5 separate regions of the Homo sapiens genome follow, and all the other regions are linked to region 5. The links are chromatin contacts, found by Hi-C or POLR2A ChIA-PET in ENCODE. All regions are on one chromosome and are shown on one strand. The core of a region is the stretch at or near the end of the contact, and the rest is flanking DNA. Distances in the headings are between cores, read along the strand shown.

Region 1 (2,700 bases), core at 25-2,524, 460 kb before region 5:
CAGTTCCTCCAGCCCCAAGCCTCTCATTCTGTCCTGTACTTGCTCATATAGGGAAACAGGGTGGGCGGGGTGGGGGGGTTCCGCCTGTGCTGGCTCATACAGGGAATCCGGGTTGGGGGTTGGTCTGTGCCAGCTCTGTCTTCCTGGGCATGGGCTGGGCCAGAGCTAAGGTCTCCTGAGAGCCAGCACTGCCTGGCAGGAGACTGTCCCGGAGACTTTTTAATAATTTATTATTATTAGGGTTTTTTTGTGTTTTTTTTTTTTGTTTTTTTTTTTAAGACGGAGTCTTGCTCTGTCGCCCAGGCTGGAGTGCAGTGGCGCGATCTCGACTTACTACAACCTCCGCCTCCTGGCTTCAAGTGATCCTCCCACCTCAGCCTCCTCAGTAGCTGGAATTACAGGCATGTGCCCCCATGCCCGGCTAATTTTTGTATTTTTAGTAGAGACGGAGTTTCGCCATGTTAGCCAAGCTGGTCTGGAACTCCTGACCTCAAGTGATCCGCCCGCCTCGGCCTTCCAAAGTGCTGGGATTGCAGGCGTGAGCCACTCGGATTTTTATTTTTATTTATTTATTTATTTTTAGAGAGAGGCTCTTGCTCTGCTGCCCAGGCTGGAGCGTCATGTTGTGATGATAACTCACTGCAGCTTCGACCTCTTGGGCTCAACGGATCCTCCCCCTTCGGCCTCAGCCTCCCAAGTAGCTAGAACTCCAGGTGCAAGCTACCGCACCCAGTAAGAATCCTATTCTCTTTTGGACTGACAAACTCCTACTCATCCAACAAAGCCCCAGCTCCAATGGCCCCTTCTCTGAGGAACCTGCCCTGGTTCCCTGGTCCACCTCCCAGCTAGTAGAGTTCCCTGGGAAGGGGTTAGACGCCTCTAAGTGGCAGAGAGGGGCCCTCATTCCTGCCCCAAAGGTAGCCTTCTCCCCTCCCCTTTCTGGCAGAAGAGAAGTCTGAGATGGAGAAAGAGTGAGAGCCGCCCACGAGCTCTGAGCAGAGAGCCCGCAGGAGTGCCACGTCCCGGCGGCCTCGGCCCCTCCCTGCCTCAGTTTCCCGTGGCATCAAAGGGGGCGAGGGGCCCCTCCAGGCCTCTGGTGACGGGGGTGCTGTGCCCAGGCGGGGGTCCGGGGGCGACCGAGGGGGCTCAGGAAGTCCGCGGCCGCAGGAATTCGGCGCCTCCAGGCCTTATAAGGACATTTGCGCTCCGGGCCAATCAGCGGCGGGGGCGTGGCGCGCGGAGCCCGGCGCGTCCCAACCCCGCGCCAGCCCGGCGGTCCCGTCCCGTCCCGTCCTGTGCGGCCCCGTCCCGCCGCCCGCCCGCCAGCCATGAGCTCCACGCAGTTCAACAAGGGCCCCTCGTACGGGCTGTCGGCCGAGGTCAAGAACCGGGTGAGTGAGGGGCGCCCCTTGTCCCCCCGACAGCGCGGCCGTCGCACGCTCCGACCGGTGCAGGAGCCCCCAGGCGCCCCCGGCACCTCCCGGGCAGGGAGCTTGGAGACCCGGGGCGGACGGGCCCTTGTTCTCCCTGACGCCTGGTGGGGGGATGTCTGCGGGCACCCCCTGAGGCTCCCGCGAATCTTGGGGAGCACCCAGGTCTGAGATCTGGGGGACGAGTGACCCATTCCCCCCCCCAACATCTAGGGGTAGTTGGGTCTGACTTCGTCCCCTCGCCATGGCCCCAGGACCCCCACGTGTGAAGCCCCTGGCGCCCACTCAACCTTCGAGAAGGTCCGTTCAAGGTCCGACAACGCTCTGGGGGTCTGGGGGGGACCCCAGCAACCCCGTCATCTCCTGGCCACACTTCTGCTTTTGGGGCCTCTTAGCTTTGGGAGGGGAAGGGGCATGGCCGAGTGGTTTTTGAGAAGTGTTACCCCCCCACAAACAGGAATTTCCTGGCCTCTGGGACACCTTGGGGGTGTCTTGGGGGGAGGGGCGGTAGCCGCTTTGCACGGTCTTTGTCTCCCATCTGACTAATTTAAACGGATAACAAAGAGGTTCTCTGAAGGTGGCCCTGAGATATGTGGGGTTTTGCAGCCTCGAAAGAAGAGCTGGGGCCCGGCAGGGCGCGGGGGCTCACGCCCGTAATCCCAGCACTTTGGGGGGCGGAGCTGGGTGGATGGCTTGAGCCCAGCGAGTTCGAGACCAGTCTGGGCAACATGGCGAAACCCCATCTCTATAATTAAAAACAAGCCAGGGCTAGGGGAGACACTTTTTAAGAGAGCACTTGTGGTTCTAGCTCAGAGAGGACCAGACACTTCTGCAGGGTCACACAGCAGGGTCCTGGACAGGATTCCCAGGGAAAGTGGGGGGCGGGGGTTGTGATGCGAGACCCACGGACAGGACCGGGACCTGACCCTCCAGGACCTTCCAGCTGGAGGGGGGTGTCGTCCCCGCCCACCCCCTCCCCCGACGCCCACTGGGCACCTGGGAAGGTGTCCTTACAGCTGACTTCTGCAGGGGAAACTGCCTCTGCACGCTCTGAGGGCACCGGCCCTGCCAGCCCCAACAGCCACCTGCCCGGCGGCACTCCAGGGCCGGCAGACTGGAGGGAGAATTCCTGCTTCCCCGCTGTGAGCCCCTGCAAGCCTTCAGACCAGCTCTTGGCCAAAAAGGGAGGCTGAGGCTTGGGGTGGTCAAGGCCTGAGCCAGGGTCCCCAGCCCGGGGCTCACGACTCCTCCTTCAAGGGGCCATCTGCAC
Region 2 (2,700 bases), core at 56-2,555, 260 kb after region 5:
AGGAGGATCCTCACCCTTCAAGAGCATCAAGTTTTCCTCCCCAGTGGGAGAAGCTGAGGCCCAGAGAGAAGTCTCTGCTCTGACACCCCACAAGAGCTTTCCCAACCAACAGGCCCCTCTGGGACTCCCTCTATGCCCTGCCCAGGGCCCCACAGGGCTCGCTCTGCTTCCTGCTCTCTTGCTGCAGGCCTGGAGCTGGGAGGTGGGCAGGTGATGGCCAGAGCAGGAGGCGGCTGGCCCCTTCCCCTGTCCGCTGCCTCAAATGATTAACCAGTGCGGCTGGAGTGAGGAGTGGACACTGGGAGCCGGTTCCTCAAATACCCTCCACACCTTTGACCGGCGCATGGGCCAGAACGGGGGACCCCTCCAGCTCAGGCTGAAGAGCTCCCCCAACTGCCGGGTCCAGAGGGTCCTGCGCTCCCTGGGATCGCCCGAAGGGCTGGGTCGGAGGGGGACCCTGGCGCAGGGAACGTTCTCTGTAACTGAGATCCGCGTTTCTACTCAGGAGCTCAGCTGAGACTCTCTGCGTGGCCAACCCTCTCCAGAGACCGGCTCCACCGCCAGCCAGATTGGATGCTGAGCGTGTCCACACAGCACGCACTCACTGGGACTCAGCGTGCTGGGACTCAGCTCCCCGCCGCCCAGTCCCTCGGGCCTAGGTCAGCTCGCCAGCTGGTGGCCTGAGGCAGATCTCAGGACCTCCCTGTGCCTCAGTTTCCTCACCTGAAAAATGGGAATAATTGGAGTTGCTTCCTCAGAGTACCCCTGCCCCTAGCTCCCTGCAGGTACAGTGGGGATGGGGCAGGAGATAGAGCGGGGACCTGCAGGACGTACCCCTCCCCCAGGGAATGGGGGACGCCACCCCACCCCTGGCGAGCCCGGAAGGTGGCTGCTGATTGAACAATGGGAGAAACAAGCTTTCTTCTAGCGCAAGGTGACTCACCTGCTGGCCCAGGGACAAAGCTCCCCCAGCCACTCCCCACCGCCCGCCACCCCCCACCGCCCGCCACACACACACACACACACACATACACACACACACACCGCACAGCACGGAGAGGGGGTGAGTCATTCCACCCCACCACATCTGTGATGGCCTCCCTGGGTGCGTACTAACCTGTGGGGTGGGGGGATTATACTAAGGGCCGCCCGGGACCCTCCCTGCTTGGCCTCACAGCCAGGGAGAGAAGGCCCAACCACCCCCAGCCTGGCATTCAAGGCCTGGCTTTGAACACATGCCCCCCCCCCACACACCCCAGCTTCATTCAGTTTTATCTCATTGACTCATTCAACAAACATTCCCTAATGAAGTCCTGTGAGGGCCCCGAAACTGGGCTAACGCCAGACGCCTCCCCAGCCCCACCGCCTCTTCCTCAGATGACAAGGAGTCTTTTCGTCCTTCCATTGGCCTACCTGACTTGGACTCCTACACATCCTACAAAACCCAACCTCAGGGCTCCTCCTCCAGGAAGGGAGGACTGCCGCCTCCCCAGTTCTGATCTCAGGGGGATGGGGATGACTTTTCCCCTCCCTAAGTATGGGAGCCCCAGCGGGAGGGACAGAGGCTGTGGCCGCAGCTCTAGGGTGGTGGGGGCAGGGGAGCAGGAGTGATCTGAGAAGTTTGCTAAATCCAGCGAATGGCCTGGTTCCCCTCCCCCATCCCCGGTCTGCAGATTCTGCCTAAGGAGGTGCGAATCCCTTCCCCTTTCCCCATTCCCCATTCCCCAGTCCAACACCCCCTCCCCACCCAGAGGTCCACGAGGCGAGACAGACCCAAAGAGAGAGGCAAGGACGTGGGCGTTGGTCGGTCTTGCGGGGAGGAGGTGCCGTGCTCTCCCCACTTCCTGACCCAGCAGAAAGCGCCCGGGCGTGTCCAGATAAACCGCGCCTTAATCGAGGCGCCATTCCGGCCCGGAACAGGCCAGGCCCAGGTGAGGCTCAGAGCCAGATGCGCCCAGCCTAACCCACCTGGGGACGCCCCTCGGACCCTCCCGGGGCGGGGTCCTCACTCCCGACCAGGACCTCTGTCTCTGCATCTGCGAAGTGGGCGCCCCCAGGCCTGTGCTCCCCCCACCCACCTGTCGTCTCGTCTCGGCTTTCAGGGTGCAGAGTGGACACTCCCAGGTGTCCAAGCCGGCGAGCTCGGGTCCCGCAGAACCGGCGGCCCTGGAGACGCCCCGAGGGCAGCCCCGCTGCAGCCTTGCTCGGGTCCCCTAGCCCGGCGCCTCCGCAAACCAACCCACCGCGGGCCGCCGAGCCCCGCTCCGGGATCCGCCGGCTGCCTCCATCCCAGAAGAGTGCGCAGAGAATTAAATCTAGATATTTACATGTTTAATGGCTAAAGGAGCCTGTCTTCTGGCAGGGCAGGGAGGGCGCTCAGGTGGTTTAACTCAGCGCCGGGATCCCGCTCAGCTGCGGGGGCCGCGAACCCCGCCGCTGGGCCGACGATTGGGCCCCTCCGGAGCGCGGCGCCCAACGCGGGTTTCGTTGCGTCGGGGAAGTCCGTGGCCTGCAGCGTCCAGTCCCCAGGCTGTCAGCCGAGCCCTGGAGTGGGGCGTTCTCCAGGCCCCCAACCCCTGATCCAGGCCGTTCCCCTCCCGCGCACCCTCCGGCGGGGGCTGCAGCCCGCGCCCCTCGCCGCCAAGCCCCATTTTCCCACAGTGCAAACTGCAGCAAACGAACTGGTTTTCTCCTGAGCGC
Region 3 (2,700 bases), core at 92-2,591, 400 kb after region 5:
AGATCTCCCCCCACCTCCAAACCAGAAACTCTATGAGAGCAGGACCATGACCTGCCACTCACTAAAGGAATGGGCAGGTGGTAGGCAGCACAGAATTAAGGAGGAAGCACAGGAGGAAAAGAATCCCCAAGGTCCGCCAGCTTTGACAGGGAAGGGAAAGTCTAGTCTCCTCTCCTCTCCAGCCACAGGTACCTGGAACCTCCCTAGTGTCACTAATGGGCGTGGACTGGGGAGTGCAAACCCAGACGCCTCACTCACTGGGCACACACCCTTGACACCCTGAATCCCACCAATTCCGTTCCCACGCACTTAACTGGGCAACCCTCTGCAAGCTAGAGGTGTTCTGAGGACCAGCAAGCAACCGAGCAGCCAAAATACTGGAAGATGACCTACATATGGGAGACGGTGACTGCACCTCACTCAACCAGTCAGGGTGGGAAACCCGCCTGGGGGGAGGCGCGGCCATATCAGAGGGCAGACAAACGGGCCAGGTGACAGGGGGATGGGACAGAGGGACAAGCAGGAGCAAAATCCGAGGTGACAGAGCAGGCTCCTGGCTAGAGCAGACCCTGGGAGGAAGAAGTGAGCAGAAGGGTCCTAAGAGAGAGCCTGGGACGGGTGAGGTCGCGCCCCCGAGAGTTTGCACTTCATCCTGGGAGAAATGGCGGGGCCGCGAAGAAGTCCCGAGCAAGCGATGGACAACATAGGAGAAGGGCTGCATCCCGGAGAACGGACGCGAGCGGAGGCCGGGAAGCCCGCCCAGGAGTCAGGGTGGCAGGAAGAAGCCTGACAAGGGAAACAGCGACTGGGAGCTGGTTGGGAAGCAGGGCTCGGGAGGGCCCCTGGGAGCTGCCTTGGGGGGCGAGAGGCCGAAGCGTTTGTCGGACTGGGGGCAGTTTCGGGGCAAAAGAGCGGAATCCGCGGCTCGGACGGGTGCTCCCCGAAGGCAAGGGCCGCGTCCGCAGGAGGGTGGGAGCGCAACCCACGCCGGAGGGCTGAATGGATGGGGACAGGGCTTTCCCAATCACAGACGCTCATCCGCGGTCCGCGCCCCTGCTCTGGGCTCCTCGGGCAGGACCCGCGGAAGCCCTGGGACTGCAGGGGTCTCGGGGACGTCCAACCGGGCTGTCAGGCCCTCGAGGCCCGGCCCGGGACCCCGCGCGGCCGCGCCCGCCCCCGCCCCTGCCCGGCACTCACCACCCCGGCCCGCGCCCCCGGGCCCCAGGGCCGCGCTCCATGGCTCCCGGCCGCCCGCCCGTGCGTCCGTCGGTCCCTCCGCACCCCTGCCCGGCCTCCTGCACCGCCACCGCCGCAGCTCCCCCCACGGACGGAAGTGAGCCTCGTTCTCACCACCGCCCCGGAAGTGACGCGAGGAGCGCGCGGGGCGGGGGTCTGCAGGCACAGAGCGACCGCGCGACTAGCGTCCTGGGGGCGGGGCTGATATGTCGAGGGGCGTGGCCTGCTGCTCTGTGGGCGGGGCCAAACTTAGGTTTCATTCACTTGGGGACCCGGAATAGGTTGAGGCCAGTAAAGTTCTCGCCTGGAAAACAAAATTTACAGGGACGCCAAAAAAAACTCAGACATCAACATTTAGAAATGTTTTAAAATATTTTTCTTTATGAGATGGAGTCGCGCTCTGTCGCCCAGGCTGGAGTACAATGGCGCGATCTCAGCTCACTGCAACTTCTGCCTCCTGGGATCAAGCGATTCTCCTGCCTCAGCCTCCTGAGTAGCTGGGATTACCGGCGCCCACCACCATGCCCAGCTAATTTTTGTGTTTTCAGTAGAGACGGGGTTTCCCCATGTTGGCCAGTGTGGCCTCGAACTCCTGACCCCAGAATCCTCCTGCCTCAGCCTCCCAAAGTGTTGGGATTACAGGCATCAGCCACCGCACCTGGCCTCTTTTTTTTAACATAGAGTCTACTCTGTCACCCAGGCTGGTGCCATCATAGCTCACTGCAGCCTCGACCTCCCAGGATCAAGTGAACCTCCTACTTCAGCCTCCTGAGTAGCTAGGACTATAGGCACAAGCCACCATGACCAGCTTATTTAAAGTCTTTATATATTGCTCATCAGAAATTCTTTTGCATTAGTTTTTAAAATATTACATTAGGCCGGGCACGGTGGCTCATGCCTGTAATCCCAGCACTTTGGGAGACTGAAACAGGTAGATCACCTGAAGTCAGGAGTTTGAGACCAAGCCTGACCAACGTGGTGAAACCCTGTCTCTACTAAAAATACAAATATTAGCCGGGCATGGTGGCACGCGCCTGTAGTCCCAGCTACTCCGGAGGCTGAGGCAGGAGAATCGCTTGAACCCGGGAGGCGAAGGTTGCAGTGAGCCAAGATCGGGCCACTGTGCTCCAGCCCAAGTGACAGAGCAAGAAGACTGTCTCAGATAAATAAATAAATAAATAAATAAATAAATAAATAAATAAATAAAACTATGATCACTCCACTGCATTCCAGCCTGGGCGAGAGAGCAAGATCCTGTCTCTTAAAAAAATTTCATTATGGGCTGGGCGCGGTGGCTCACGCCTATAATCCCAGCACTTTGGGAGGCCGAGTCGGGCAGATCATGAGGTTAGGAGATCAAGACCATCCTGGCTAACACGGTGAAACCTCATCTCTACTAAAAATACAAAAAGATAGCCGGGCGTGGTGGCGGGCGCCTGTAGTCCCAGCTACTCGGGAGGCTGA
Region 4 (2,700 bases), core at 102-2,601, 320 kb before region 5:
TTCTGAGCAGGCGGGAACAACAGGCATTCCGGGAAGAAGCAGCCAGGGGAGGCCCCGGCTACACATTTAAGAGATTTTTTTTTTTTTTTTTTAACTTTTCAGAATGTTAATCAGTTCATCCAGGGAGACACCCACCGTCCCTGCCCCAGCACCATCCGTGCCCGGCGTCCCTGGAGGCGCTGGGTGGGCTCTCCACAACGCCTGCCCCCCACGCCCCAGGTCAGTCTGGGGATTGGTCCCTCCAGGCCCCACCTGCCTTATTCTTCGGGACTCTGGGGTGGTGGGAAGAGTGCCCTACGGGGGACAGGACCCACCAGGAGGCCTGCGCTTCCCCTTCACCGACACACGCTGCTCCCGGGCCCCACTCGGGCCATCTCAGCCCGCTACCCTCCCTCCCGCCTGTCCCTGGAAGCCGGGTTTGAATGCGACCCGCACTCCCACCCCCAACACGCTCTGCAGACTCCGCCCAGACGGCCCCGGGGTCACCTAATATCAGCAAGCCCCCATCCCAAACCGGGGGACCTCCATGCAGAAACCGAAAAACCATCTGCCCCAGAAGAGAAGTCGGAGGCCCCAGGAGCGGGAGGGGCGGGGAGCAAGGGGAGGGAGGGAGACAGGGCTGCGCTGCGGGGCCGAGAAGGCAAGGGTCCTGGGACCGGGGACAAGGAGGAGGAAGGGGCACGAACGCCCGAGGAGCCTGGAGTCAGGAATCGGGGCGGCGGGAGAGACCGGGGGTCACTCCCAGGAAGGGGTCGAGGTCACGAGGCGCATGGAGTCGAGAGTCCCCAAAAGGGAAGGCCAGGATACCGAGGAAAAGCGGGTGCGGGGTCACCAAGGGGCTCGGGGGCACCGATGAGTGCGGGGTCAAGGGTTACCAGAAAACGAAAGGTCGGGGGTCACCAAGCTGCGCGGTACAGGGAGTCACCCGGAAGAGCGGGAAGGAAAGGTTGGGAGGGTTGTCGTGGAAGGTAGGGTTAAGGTTCACGGCAGGGGGTCGCCGGGGGGCGGGGGGGCAGGTCAAGGTTCACGGCGGTGGTCGCGGGGCAGCGCGGGGTCAACGTTGGCGGCGAAGGGCGGGGTCGGAAGGGGTCGCGGCGGAGGGCGGGGGTCCCGCCGCGCTCGCCCCCGCCCCACGGCCCCCAGAACCCCCAGCCCCGGGCGCAGGGGTCCGCGGGGAGCGCCGGACCCACAAGCGGGGTCGGGCCAGGCAGGGGTCGCGGTGGAGCCGGGGCGGGGGTCGCAACCAGAGCCTCACCTCGGGCCCGGGTCCGGCCGGGCGCGGAGCCCGCGGCGCCTGTTTCTCCGAGCCTCGCAGCTGCCGCCGCTCACTTCCGGGTTTCGGGCGCCATCTTGGGGGCCCCGCGCACTTCCGGTCATGCCGCGGGGCGGGGCCTCCACCTGCGGGGGCGTGGTCTCGGTTCGGGGGCGGGGCCACCTTCCAAGCCAATCCCTTGAGGTCCTTCCGCTATTCGGAAGGGGCTGGGACTCCTACGGCTCTGGGTTCGAATCCCGCCCTGCCTGGTTCTCTTGAGACCCCAGCATGTGCTTTCACCTCCTCAAGCCTCAGTTTCCTCTTCTGCACCGTGCTGGTGAAATGGAATCTGCTTTGTGGTACAGCATCCCCTTTTTTCCTCCTTCCTCAGAACCCCCTCCAAGCCTCTGCATGTGCCACGTCCCCCACTGGGGCTCACTCACCCGAGACTTTTAAACTGAGACTCCCTCAAAAGCTACTAAGACGATCACCAGCCGGGCGCAGTGGCTCACGCCTGTAATCGCAGCACTTTGAGAGGCTGAGGCGGATGGATCACTTGAGGTCGGGAGTTTGAGGCCAACCTGGACAATATGATGAAACCCCGTCTCTACTAAATATACAAAAATTAGCTGGGCGTGATGGCGGGCACCTGTAATCCCAGCTACTCAGGAGGCTGAGGCAGTAGTATCGCTTGAACCTGGGAGGTAGTTATTGCAGTGAGCTGAGATCGCACCACTGCACTCCAGCCCGGGCAACAGAGTGAGACTCCATCTCAAAAATAAATAAATAAATAACGAAATAAAATAAAATGAAATAAAATCATCACCTCTGGGCCTGTCAGACATACTCTCTCACGAAAAGTTATCTCTGTTCATTAATCTCTCTCCCTAACCAAATACAGTTCTGGACGCTTCAGCATGGTGACTGGCACATGGGGGTTTGGGTAAGTCCCAGGGGCTACCCCCAAGAGAGCAGGATCCTTTCAGGCAGGGCCACGGGGGCCTGAGGGGCTCCTCCTCTCGGTGGCTGTGGTGGGAGGCTGCCCTGCGTGGGGAGCTGGAGTCTCAGGGCACTTTTCCTGTGACTTGAGCCAGTGAAGGCAGATCCAGTGTGGGAGGCACCACCGCCTCCCCAGCCCAATTTCAGCCATGACAATACTGATACAGCTCCCTGGACCCAAGCAGCCACAAGCCAGAGGCCTCTGCCCCCATTCCAACCCCCTGAAACTAGAGTTGATTTCTCCATGACTTTGTTAATTCATTCAGTGACTTCTAATCGATGCTGCTCTGTGCTTGGTCATGAGCTGGGAAAACCCAGGGTCTCACAGAGGACTCAGCTGTCTGTCCCAACATCAGAAAGCCCCTGGTCTAGGGGAGAGAGAACCAGGACCAGACACTCCAATATGCGGGATCTCTGGGAGGGTTGAAATGTCTGCCTAGGGCTTCATA
Region 5 (2,700 bases), core at 32-2,531:
CCCCTTTCTGAGCGCCTGGACACTGCGTCCTGAGGGCCACTGGGTGACTGTAAGCCTCCTACTTTTTTTTTTTTTTTTTTTGAGACGGAGTCTCGCTCTGTCGCCCAGGCTGGAGTGCAATGGCGCGATCTCGGCTCACTGCAAGCTCCGCCTCCCGGGTTCACACCATTCTCCTGCCTAAGCCTCCTGAATAGCTGGGACTACAGGCGCCTGCCACCATGCCCGGCTAATTTTTTTGTATTTTCAGTAGAGACAGGGTTTCACCGTGTTCGCTAGGATCTCGTCTCGATTTCCTGACCTTGTGATCCGACCGCCTCCGCCTCCCAAAGTGCTGGGATTACAGGCGTGAGCCACCGCGCCGGGCCAAGCCTCCTACTCTTTGGAACCCATTACGGTGTCGTAAAATCCCCTTCCCTCCATCCCATGACCTAGACGGTGGGGAAGTCACGCCGTCTGTCCCTCCTTACCAGAGCCCCTGGGGCCCAGAGGAGGGAGGGGGAGGACAAGAGGTGCCCACTGTGTACCAGGCCCTGGCAGGCGCCATGATTTCCGTATCTGGGTCTTCCTGCCTCCTCTTGCTGTATAGACTTGGGGCCCGGGCGGGTCTGAGCCACAGAAAGCACACAGCTGTTCATAACAACCACGAGAACCACAGAAGATGGCTGGTGGCCCCAGGAGGCAGCTGAGACCCCGGGCAGGGGGTTGGCCTCCAGGCCAGGCTCACCTTGGGGTTTTTCTTCAGGTGCAGGCGGTGGCCCCAGTGCGGGGTCAGGGACTGCTGGACCACGCCCCGGTGCCGCAGGTGAAAGTACTGCCCGTCAGGGAAGATCTGGGGATGTGGGGAAGCGGCCGCACCGATGGGACCCGGCTCCCCTGCTGAAGCCCCCGAGGGCCGGTAACAGCCCCCTTCTTTGTCCTTCCCCAGCAGGTGCTCTCTGGGAGTCCCAGAAGCTGAGCTTGGCTGAGGCAGGGGTGGGCTGGGACTCTTGATATTTAGAAGACCTTGTGGGCTCCCTCCCCCTTGTCGGGGTCTAGGGTTGTTCAGTCCCCTCCAAGCCCCCACTTCCCGTCTATCCCGGTCCCACCCACCGGCCCCAGGTTGACGAAGCCGAATTTGCGTGCCAGGCGCTCGACCTCCCGGTTACCCTGGGACACCTGGACGGCCCAGCTGCTGACATAGATGGGGGCTCGGACCGGGGCCCACCCCACAGCCCGGGGGCGGACAAGGGCCAGGGCCAAGACCAGGCGCAGCCACAGCGCAATCGGGGCGGGCCGCATGGAGGCGGGGCGGGAGCGGGGCCTGCGCAAATCCCCTCCCTCCCGCCAAACCGCCGAGTGGGCCCAGGCGTCCGACCCGCCCCCGGCGCCATAGCAACGCAGAAGGCTTCGACTCCCAGGGGGCCTTGCGGCTACTCAGCCAGGAGGGGCGCGAAGATCTAACAGAAGCGGGAGAGGGACGCACGCCTGCCCGTCTTCCGCAGACCCACACCCTCGGGAGCCTCAGTTTTCCCATTTGTACAACGACAAGACTAACCCAGAGAAGCGGGTTCACTGTTGCGATAACGCGTCCTACCCTTTGTTTGACCTCTCCCACTTTCCAACACACCCCTCCTTCGAGAATCAGCCCGGCCTCCTGTCCGGCCTAATCAGAATCATTCTTTTGCGTAATCCCGCCTCCTCCGATAAGCCTCGCCCCGTTCCCGCCCCTACCATTCCGCCCTGCCTCCTTTGTGATCAGCCCCGCCCTCCACTGGTCTCGCCAATGAATCGCGTCCCGTTTCTCCAATCGGCTCGGATGTTTCTTTAGCCCCTCCCCCCGGTTCCGCCCCCCCACGCCTCTCCTCGCCCTGGCTCCACCCTTCAGCCAATAATCCCATCCTCTGACACCGCCCTTCCAATCAGCTACGTCTCGCTCCGGCCCGGCCAATCGGTGCCCTGGGCCGCCGCGCCCCGCCCTCTCCCGGCGGGGTCTGGGCAGCGGCGGCCGTGGCGGAGGGCTATGCGGCGGGGGAGACGGGGCAGGCCCCTCCTCCTTTGTCCGCCCTGCCCTCCCATTGGTCCTAGCGGGGGGCCGGGGGCGGACACCGGCGCGGGGCCGGAGCATCGCGGCTCAGGCTGCGGGAAAGCGGTGCGCGTGCAGCGGGGTGGGTGCCCTGGTCCGCGGGCGAGCTCGAGCAGCCAACCCCGGGCGCGTCGGGGCCATGGACGGCCTGAGGCAGCGCGTGGAGCACTTCCTGGAGCAAAGGAACCTGGTCACCGAAGTGCTGGGGGCGCTGGAGGCCAAGACCGGGGTGGAGAAGCGGTATCTGGCTGCAGGTGAGCCGTCGGCGCTAGCCCGTTTCGCCGACGGGCACACCGAGGCCATGGGCCTGGGGGTCGCAGACCGGACTCCTTCCCCGGCTACGGGGTCCGGTCCGGCCGGTGGAGCGCGCGAGGTGACTGGGACCTCGAGGTCCGCCCGCAGCCCTTCCCTTGCCCGCGCCCTGCGACCCTGCTCCCGGGCCACCCCTCTCTAGCTTCCGCCCCTGGCCGCCCCCCGACGCCTCCTTCCGGGCGCTGGGTGCCTGCCATGCCGAAGTCCGGTTCTTCCAGTTGCCCAGTGGCCCCAGAGGGGTCGGGATGCCAGTGTCCTGCGCGTTTCGCCGTCCCCCTTCCCCCGTGGACCCCGGCCTGGCTGCAACAGTAGAGATCTTCCCGTTT

Evidence for each region. A loop is a pair of places that touch in the nucleus more often than their neighbours do. ChIA-PET counts read pairs that join two places held with the same protein, here RNA polymerase II (POLR2A). Pooled maps may share reads with other maps.
Region 1: a pooled map shows a loop between it and region 5 (7-fold over the local background). The contact joins the promoter of CNN2 here to the promoter of PCSK4 in region 5. A Hi-C loop is called at or near these places in 1 of 37 single-sample maps with no recorded cell type and 8 of 50 pooled maps. POLR2A ChIA-PET finds 5 or more read pairs at or near these places in 2 of 52 experiments (WTC11 and activated CD8-positive, alpha-beta memory T cell).
Region 2: a loop to region 5 is called in a pooled map, with 2.8 times the contacts of the local background. The contact joins the enhancer-like site here to the promoter of PCSK4 in region 5. A Hi-C loop is called at or near these places in 2 of 50 pooled maps. POLR2A ChIA-PET finds 5 or more read pairs at or near these places in 3 of 52 experiments (HEK293, Panc1 and WTC11).
Region 3: a loop to region 5 is called in a pooled map, with 7 times the contacts of the local background. The contact joins the promoter of ABHD17A here to the promoter of PCSK4 in region 5. A Hi-C loop is called at or near these places in 1 of 37 single-sample maps with no recorded cell type and 5 of 50 pooled maps. POLR2A ChIA-PET finds 5 or more read pairs at or near these places in 7 of 52 experiments (A673, AG04449, AG04450 and 4 more).
Region 4: a loop to region 5 is called in a pooled map, with 6 times the contacts of the local background. The contact joins the promoter of SBNO2 here to the promoter of PCSK4 in region 5. A Hi-C loop is called at or near these places in 3 of 50 pooled maps. POLR2A ChIA-PET finds 5 or more read pairs at or near these places in 3 of 52 experiments (B cell, Panc1 and T-cell).

What each region holds. Positions count from the first base shown.
Region 1 is chr19:1,025,334-1,028,033 of GRCh38, forward strand. CNN2 (calponin 2) reads left to right here and starts at 1,275. Exons shown (of 7, transcript NM_004368.4): 1 at 1,275-1,391. The coding sequence starts at 1,329. RefSeq lists an enhancer at 201-932 and a silencer at 923-1,562.
Region 2 is chr19:1,746,411-1,749,110 of GRCh38, forward strand. No RefSeq gene overlaps it. Among named protein-coding and RNA genes, the nearest start is that of ONECUT3, 5.7 kb to the right of the region's middle. RefSeq lists enhancers at 704-1,903, 1,461-1,980, 1,981-2,499, 2,026-2,075. Within about 2 kb of position 1,306, at least 5 of the 41 ENCODE cell types and tissues checked have a DNase peak (open chromatin) inside an H3K27ac peak, as active enhancers do.
Region 3 is chr19:1,884,155-1,886,854 of GRCh38, forward strand. ABHD17A (abhydrolase domain containing 17A, depalmitoylase) reads right to left here and starts at 1,342. Exons shown (of 5, transcript NM_001130111.2): 1 at 1,198-1,342. RefSeq lists a silencer at 607-754.
Region 4 is chr19:1,172,917-1,175,616 of GRCh38, forward strand. It overlaps SBNO2 (strawberry notch homolog 2), which reads right to left and starts at 1,352. Exons shown (of 32, transcript NM_014963.3): 1 at 1,256-1,352. It overlaps LOC102725180 (collagen alpha-1(VII) chain), which reads left to right. Exons shown (of 3, transcript XR_005647046.2): 2 at 103-968; 3 at 1,644-2,077. RefSeq lists enhancers at 1-278, 1,663-1,712 and a silencer at 1,213-1,522.
Region 5 is chr19:1,489,069-1,491,768 of GRCh38, forward strand. It overlaps PCSK4 (proprotein convertase subtilisin/kexin type 4), which reads right to left and starts at 1,282. Exons shown (of 15, transcript NM_017573.5): 1 at 1,090-1,282; 2 at 725-829. The coding sequence starts at 1,278. It overlaps REEP6 (receptor accessory protein 6), which reads left to right and starts at 2,113. Exons shown (of 5, transcript NM_138393.4): 1 at 2,113-2,316. The coding sequence starts at 2,202. RefSeq lists silencers at 1,022-1,451, 1,672-2,211, 2,242-2,361.